Regions from separate parts of the Homo sapiens genome. Here region 1 is linked to region 2. Evidence: chromatin loops called from intact Hi-C (ENCODE). Cell type or tissue: OCI-LY7. All regions are shown on one strand. Each heading gives the region's core, and the rest is flanking DNA. Links, peaks and the distances in the headings are about the cores only.

Region 1 (4,407 bases), core at 286-4,285, 540 kb before region 2:
AGTATATATTATAAAAATTGTTACTCTGAACCATCCAGGAAAGATAAAGAAAGTACTTAAGGCTTTGGAAATACCACTTGACTCCTATAATTTCACTGGTATGGGGACACATGCCCCAAATTATCTGTCCCTTCATACTTCAGTTTTATAGTACTCCACAAGAAACACACATTTAGCTTGAAATATATACACAGCTGTCATTTTGAATTTCTTGGATTCCTGTGTAGTGTCAAAGATGTATGTATTTTATATCAAGAAGATTTCTTTCTGATTATGAAGATAGTTTATGTTTACTATAGAAAAAGATAAGAAAAATAATCTGCATTTCCACTACCCAAAGATAATTATGTTAACATTCTCTAACTCCTTTTCTACCCATAAGTATCTATATTTTTAAAATTGAAATCATGTACATTTTTATTCTTTTTTAAAAAGAAAGAAGACATTATATAATGTGTATACATTAAATTTAAGCATTTATACAAGACCAGCAAATATTTTCAAATGGTAAATACTCAAATACTAGCTAATCTCATTTGTTGATTTAGAAGATTCAAAGATATCTTTCTTTATTTTTGAGCCAAATGACTTTTTAAAAGGCAGAGGATTTTGCTTGAACAAGTGATCGTCCCAACAAATCAGGTAATAAATAAGAACATCTTCTCTCATTCTTGTCCCTATGCACTTCCCAGGCTGTGATATGGTGACTTTACAAAGCACAAAGGGTAATTAATGCTTGCAGCAGGGAAGGGCTCACTTAATGTTTTGCATGGTGCCTTAAGATTTTGTCTAATTTTCCTTTAAATTTACCTATTAATAGATACTGTACTCAATTGATCTATGCATATTTAAATTCTATTTTGGTGTTGGTTTACATTTGGGTAAGGAGTGGGTAGAAGTAGGGGACAAAGAAGGCAAATTACAGAATTGTGGCACTAGAAAAAGCAACCATCAAGGTTTTAGTGAAGTATTTATTGTTTAACAGAAGTCATGAAGATGAAGGGAGAATGAACTGCATATTGTTTTAGCAAAATGCAACATGGAGTAAGAAAAACTTTGGTGCCAAACAGATCTCAGTGTAAATGCTGCCTCTACTGCTTGCTTATGCAGGTGACCTTGGGCACAATCATCTAAATTTTCCCAGTCTTCATTTTCTTATTTGTAAAAATGAAGGTAACATGCTTCAGGAGGTTAAGGAACATTCTAGAACCCTATGCAATAATGTTTGTGGCCAGACGATTTCAGGAGGGTCCATGAACTCTCAGAAATGTTAACTATCACTGTGATTCATTCCACTTTCCCTGCCTGGATACTCACACCTCGCATGCCCATGTGGGAGGGGTAGAATTTGCTATCGGGTGACACAAATCCTTTTCTTTATTGTGGGTAGAAAGATTAAATGACATACAATATGTAAAATCTTGAAGCCTGGCAGATTACACAGGTGTGTTCAGTGACTGTTTCCTCCCCTTCTCCCACAACTAAGCCACATCAACTTTCTTATGAGTTCACAATGAAGATTCTGGAGGGGAAAAAATAATGTACGGGTAACATGAGTAATTTCAACATGTGAGCATATTAATGGAACTTAGTTCTGCTTTGTATTCCATTTATTATTATACATTTTGGGACATATTTTCTTTTAACGACGCTGATAGTTACTCTAAATCTTGATGATTACATTTTGCAGTAATTGCCACCTTCAAAAGACATTAACAGACAGTATTTTTCGTGATTTGCACAGGAATGCAGTAAGCCAGGCTGCTTTCTGCTGTTTGTAATAAGATTAGGGTGCATGTCCCCCAACAGCTGACACTAAACTTCTAGCACTAAAATTTGCTTCCATTACTTAAAAACGACAACAAAAAACGAAATATATGCTCTATAAAAAAGTAGGTCTGTAGAGTTAGAAAAATACCAGATGTCTATAATTGAAGCTGATGGCAGATAATACAATAAAAATGAACACGTTTTATATCAAAGGTAAAAACTTGAAATATCCAAGAAGGGATCAGGTGTGAAATCACCTTCAGGATTTGAAAACTCTGAATGTTTTTCTGCATGTATAATCCACCAGGTGGCACTGTTGCCTGCTTTCGGCTCCGACCCCAACGCCTCCTCCAGAGCTGAGTTTGTTTAGGTCTAGGTCAGAGCTAGTTCATAGATTCGTCAACTTGATGGGTTTTTTTTTTTTTTCCACTTCCCAATTATTTTGCTTTGAAGATAAAATGCCTCAAATTCTAAACTTATGTTAAAAATATTTGATCTATGTGTCACTTTAGTTTGGAGCTCAATTCGCCTTTTACTTATTTTTTACAGTTCATTTAACAACCCACATTTAATTTTTAAAAAATGTTTAGATTGACAAGTAAAAATTGTATATACTTATGATGCACAACACGATGCCTTAATATGTGTATACATTGTGGAATAGTCAAATCAAGCCACTTAACATACGTATTAACTCACATACTTATTTTTTGCCTGTGCAATGAGAACACTTAAAATCTATTCTTTTAGAAATTTTCAAATATACAATGCATTAAATTAAGTTTAACCTAAAGCTGACTTCTTACATGTTTTAGGTTCAGCCTAAAGGTTTCTCTGTACATAGTGAAATGTAACCTAATGTGGTGTGTAAACAGACTGTAACCTACTCTTGCAACAATCAGCAAGTTTTGGCCAAAGATGGGCAACTCTTCAAACTTGTGATCAAATAAGGCAAACAACAAGCTGTTATCAATCCAGCTGTTTAGGTACCTCACCTCCATTTTCTGGAGGTCACTTTCCTTTTTCTGTCTGTAAATCCTCTCCAACCACATGGCAGCGCGAAGTTGCTCTGAACCTATTCTGGTTGGGGATGCTGCCTGATTCACACATCTTCTTTGAGCGATTAAGCTCTACTGAATTTAATTTGTTTAAGGTATTTTAACACATGTATTGTAGTACTAGATGGGTACAATATGTCTCTTGAACTTATCCCTCCTGTCTAACTCAAATTTTGCATCTTTGACCAACATCTCCCAAGTCCCCTAACCCACCAACCTCTTGCCACCACCATGTTACTCTCAGTTTCTATGAGTTTCACTGTTTTACACTCCACATATAAGTGAGATCATGTGGTAGTATTTGTTTTTCTGTCCTGGCTTATTTCACTTAACATAATGTCCTCCAGTTTCATCCATGTGGTTGCAAATGACAGGATTTCCTTTTTTTTAAAGGCTAAACAGGGCTTAGCATGGTGGCTCATGCCTGTAATCCCAGCACTTTGGGAGTCTAAGGCAGGAGGATTACCTGAGCTCAGTTGAAGACCACCCTGGGCAACAGGGAAAGACCCCATCTCTGCAAAGATTAAAAAATAAAAATTAACTGGATATGGCAGTGCATGCCTGTGGTCCCAGCTACTTGGGAGGTTGAGGAGGGAGGATTGCTTGAGCCCAGGAGGTCGAGGCTGCAGTGAGCCATGTTCATACCAAAAAATGCCAAATATAATTCCATTGTGTATATATGTCACATTTTCTTTATCCATTCATCTGTTGTTGGACAGAGGTTAATTCCATATCTTAGGTATTGTGAATAATGCCTCAATAAGCATGAGAGTGCAGATATATTTTTGACATACTGATTTTATATCCTTTAGATATATAGCCAGTAGAGGAATTACTGGACCTTATGGTAGTTCTATTTTTAATATTTTTAGGAACCTCCATACTGTTCTCAATATGGCTGTACTAATTGACATTCCTACCAACAGTGGGCAAGCGTCCCCTTTTCTCCTCATCCTCACCAACACTTGTTATCTTTCCTCTTTTTGATGATAGCCATTCTAGCCGGTGTGAGGTGATAACAACTCTTAGGAGCTTGTGAAGAACATTCAATCTTCACAACTACTCTATACGCAATTCATTTTTCTATTGTACACCTGAGGAAATTGAGTTTTGGGTAAATTGATTTGTCCAAGGTCAGGCAGACAATAAGCAGAGAAGCCAGACCTGAATCCAAGAGTATTTGAATCCAAAACCCACGTTTTCACACTATAATAACTCAGTTTCCTACAGGAAATGATTATTAAATTCTAATGGTGTCTTCTGAGACTTGCTAGAGAAACAAGAACAAGATAAGCATTTTTAAACAATGCCAATTACAAAAGTATTTTGCAGGTTTTCTCAAGTCTTCCTCATGATTATTATTTTTTTCTCTTTAATGTTTATTTTTCTAGAGTCAATCTACAGACTAACCTAAAATGTGTTTTATTCCTGCCCTGATTCTACCTAAGTAATAAAGTATCCATAAAACTTTAACTCAAGTCTTGGCTCCTACCATTCATAACATTCAAACTAAACAGAAAATAAGTAGTGGCGTATCTCTAAATTCCAGATAATCCACACCAAAATCAGAATTATTCCC
Region 2 (4,407 bases), core at 240-4,239:
TTATATTGTTTTCTTCCAAGAAAACCCTATCATTTCTTATTCTTTTTATATCAGGATACATAATACGACATATTAAGAAGTTTAAAAAAGTCAACTCCCCAGATTGGTCAAATTATGCTGAATAAACAAGTAGTTGAGTACTCTCTATTCAAGCTTGTATTTGCTTTTTAAAAGAGATGATAAATAAACAGCTGACATCTGAACTAAAGAGTTCAAGGCAACAATCCCTATTTGCAGCTCCTAAATCCTCAAATTTCTAACAACCATAAGGGTTTTTTTATTTCTTTTTGTTTACTTGTTTTTTGTTTGTTGTCTTTTAATAATCCTTTGGTAGCAAGCCTTACCTGACCTCTACAGTCCTATTAGGGCTCTTATGTAATATATGGAATATACCCTTATTACTTTTATAAAATCTGAAAAATCCTGAACTTGAAAACTGTGGACATTCATTCAATTGAGGTGAGGATCCAAGACATTAGAAGAACAAACAGGTGTATATATATTTAAGTAAGGAAATTAGGCAAATCACAATCTCTATAGCACTGATTTCATCATTTGGAAAATGAAGGAGTTGCACAAAAATATGCTTGACAGTAATTAAACTCTAGGATTCTACCTGATCAATTTATATCCTGATATATAACAAATTATGTTGAATTTTGGATTATGTTGAATTTTTATAAAATTATAGGTATTTAGCTTTGCCAATAATGTGTGACAAACATGCATTATTAGCTGTGTCTTCCTATATAATAAGGTTTAGTACCTGCTTTGCCAAACACAGAAGATATGCCTTCCATAATGGCCTTGTGGATATCAGGATGAGAAAGGACGTATGCAAGTGTCCAAAATGCAACCTTAAAAAGAAAAACATATATCAAAAATATGAACTTCTTTGAAGGTGAACAAAAGCATATTTAGTATTAGCCATACATATATTTTTTAAAAAGGATGATGTTTAAATTAACCTTAAGAGCACATTAGTAGAAAGCATATTTTGAAAACAACTAGATATTATTAATAAGAGATATGTAATATATCTCCAAGAAGCCAGATTTAAATTTTTATTTTGTCACTATAATTTAACTATATAATTTAAATAGATTAAACATCTATCTTCACTAAAAATGAGAAAAGTTGTTATTTTTACTAATGAGTAACACAAAATATTATATAGGCATATATTAAATTTTCAGAAGCAACTAGTTATGACACTTAAGAATATTAATCCAAAACAAAAACATTTCTTAAGATTTAATTTCCTTAGAATACAAGTGAATTAGCACATTTTATATTCTGCAACTGAAACACAGTAGTTTTAAATAAGCCCAGGAAAATGCAGCAGGAAACCATCCCGTAAACTAAATTATGAGAGTACTCAATGTCAAAAACAAAGTCCTTTTTTTTGGCTTTTTTTGGCTCTGAATTAGTAAATAAAAGAAAAAAAATTTTTGAGTCCTTTCACACTTGAATGCTATTGAATATAGTATATTTGCACATTTTCTCTCTTGGCCACTCAAACTTATTTCATATCTTTCCTCGTTGTGGTATTACAAGATAAAATCATACTGCTTTACATCTTAAAAATTAACTTCCTCCTCAGGTAAATAGTTTTGCTTCTATTCTTAGGTTACGTAATAAAGAAAACCTGTATAAAATCATCCAAAGAAGTGTGGGTTTCACTTTCATTTTTTTCTAAATACATTTATTATGAAAGAGATTTCATCTAGGAGAATTGGTCCTGAAATGATTCATGCAATATTTTGACTAAATTTAGTCTGTCTCTTTTGTGAGGTAACATTATGTACCTTTAAATAATACCAATACTCCCCTCTGTGGTCAAAAGAGGAAGAGCAATTGTCCGAAAAGAAGTGCTCAAATAAGCCAAATTCAATACTGTTCATTATTTTTCCCTTTCTAACTTTAAATTGATAGTGCAAGGATAAATATGGTACTGTTTACATAAACGATGTGAATAGGGGAACCAAGGGTCCTCAATTTAGAGGCTTTCTTTCAGGAGTGTTATCCAGATTAAGAAAGATTTATCCTAGAGATTTTCTAGTTCATTTTTACAGATGATGAAACAGATGCTCAGAGAACTATCTTGTCCTGTCTCTACTCAGGCCCCCTTTCTACTATTAACTACAGATAAAAGTGCTAAATTACTGAATTCAATTAATAACTACTCCATACTCACTTCATCTTACTTGAAGAGTCAGAGTTCATGTTGGGGAAAAAAATAGTGATAAGACATAATGTATTAGTCTGTTTTCACACTTCTTTATAAAGAATTCCCTGAGACTGGGTAATTTATAAACAAAAGAGGTTCAACTGACTCACAGTTCTGCATGGGTGGGGAGGCCTCAGGAAACTTACAATCATGGCAGAAGGCAAATGGGAAGCAAGGCACATCTTACACGGTGGCAGAAGAAGGGGGTGGGGAAAATGGCCAAACACTTTTAAAGCATCAGATATTATGAGAACTCACTCACTATCACAAGGACAGCCTGGGGAAAACTGTCCCCATTATCCAATCACCTCCCACCAGGTCCCTCCCTTTACATGTGGGGATTACAATTCAAGATGAGATGCGGGTGGGTACACAGAGCCAAGCCATATTACTTAGATTTTCAGTTACGCAAAACGGATGTTCATAGTTGTATGTGCCTAAATATAGCTTTAGAGATTCAATAAAATTGGATACTACTTTTTAAATGACAAACATAAGCAATTTAGCTAAACTACAAATGGCTGTTACTTTTATTTATTTATTTTTTTTTTTTTTGAGACAGAGTCTCGCTCTGTTGCCTAGGCTGGAGTGCAGTGGCGCAATCTCGGCTCACTGCAAGCTCCGCCTCCTGGGTTCACACCATTCTTCTGCCTCAGCCTTCCGAGTAGCTGGGACTACAAACACCTGCCACCACGCATGGCTAATTTTTTGTATTTTTAGTAGAGACAGGGTTTCACCGTGTTAGCTAGGATGATCTCGATCTCCTGACCTTGTGATCCGCCCGCCTCAGCCTCCCGAAGTGCTGGTATTACAGGCGTGAGCCACTTTTTTTTAATGTCTCCTTTTTCCTTAACAGATTACAGTTTTTAAAATTTTTTCTATTTTTAAAAAAGCCAAAGTATTTTTAAAAGATAAAAAGGCATATAAAATAGTTAATAAAAGTTTATATGTATTACTACATCAATAAGCAAGAATAAGTGACTTTGAGGTCTTTGTGCACCCACATTTGGGAAAGGGGTTGAAAACTGCTCCCAACAGTACCAATTAGTATTTTGTAAAACAGTTCAAGTCCAAGGTCAGAGATGGGCAAGAAGAAGAAGGGCCACTCAGCTCACTGAACTGCAGAAGCAGCCACCATAATGTCATTCCATTGTTTTGGAGAGGTAAGAACAAATGAGAGAAAGGGCAAGGAGGAAAACTCTGTATCTTTGCTGTGTCAAAGAGAAGATGAATTGAGTGTGTTCTTTGGTACTGATTTATCTATTCAAAAAGAGATTTTGATGGAGTCTTCATACCATGCCAGAGAGTCTTCTACCGATCATGGTAAACACAAATATGTTGGGAGATAATTCCTGTCCAAAGTATTTTCACATTTAGTTGGGCATATGAATACATATTGGAGAAAAATGAACGAAATGTACAAGACAGTGAGAGAGCAAACACATGTTACAAAAAATAAATACTGTGGGAGTTGAGAGTGGGATGGGGTAGCAATTGCTACTGAAAGTATTTAGAAAGAATGTAAGAGATGCAGCAGATAAAAAAGGTAAAATGTCAGCTTTGTGATTGGTTTGGAGAAATCTTCTAAAAAAATCATTTGGCAGTCAGAAATTTCTTGGAACTTAGAAATGGTTTTCCCATAAAAATAATTTCATAAATTATAGTTAATATCTTGGGCCACAATGGAGCCTCCTAGTGACCCAGTGCCTAACCCATCTGAAGCCTGAGCTCTGAGTCCTATGGGCCTTGAGGCAGAGTACAAAGTAGGAGAGAGGAGATATAGATATACTCTGGGCTCCAGGAAAAGACAGGCCCCACCACCTACACCTCTGGTAGGGCTTCTGGTATTCTCAGCAGCAATAAAGGTCACTAAAGCAGAATAGCAGTGGATATTCCCACTCTGGGGCCTTTGAGCCATCAAATATTTGGAAGCCTATGTTCAGTATTAACGGGCCATTGAAAATAATGATTGACTGAAACTAGGGAGATAATTTTTGTAAGGGAAGAAAACTAGCATTTATTGAAGACCTATGCTGAACCAGGTGCTATTAGCCACAATCTATTTCTTACCAAAATAATCCTTACAACAACCCTTTAAGGTAGGTATAGCATTAATCCCATTTTACAGATAAGGGCACTGAGGCTTGGGCAGGTTAAACAATTGGCCCACTGTTACC

The links. Peaks named below come from ENCODE experiments on the same cell type or tissue, not always from the same donor. Only the 100,000 strongest peaks of a DNase experiment are listed, where the experiment ranks them.
Region 1: it touches region 2 in a loop (17-fold over the local background); 49 of 110 quality-filtered maps call a loop at or near these places.

What each region holds. Positions count from the first base shown.
Region 1 is chr6:46,088,224-46,092,630 of GRCh38, forward strand. It overlaps a transcript of CLIC5 not described here. Among named protein-coding and RNA genes, the nearest start is that of ENPP4, 40 kb to the right of the region's middle. In OCI-LY7, for the core only: CTCF peaks have their summits at 2,081 (motif pointing right) and 2,295; a DNase peak (open chromatin) is centred at 2,098.
Region 2 is chr6:46,624,652-46,629,058 of GRCh38, forward strand. It overlaps CYP39A1 (cytochrome P450 family 39 subfamily A member 1), which reads right to left. Exons shown (of 12, transcript NM_016593.5): 7 at 767-857. Among named protein-coding and RNA genes, the nearest start is that of CYP39A1, 26 kb to the right of the region's middle. In OCI-LY7, for the core only: CTCF peaks have their summits at 1,841 and 2,043; DNase peaks (open chromatin) are centred at 1,820, 2,550 and 2,949; H3K4me3 peaks cover 1,613 bases; H3K27ac peaks cover 3,519 bases.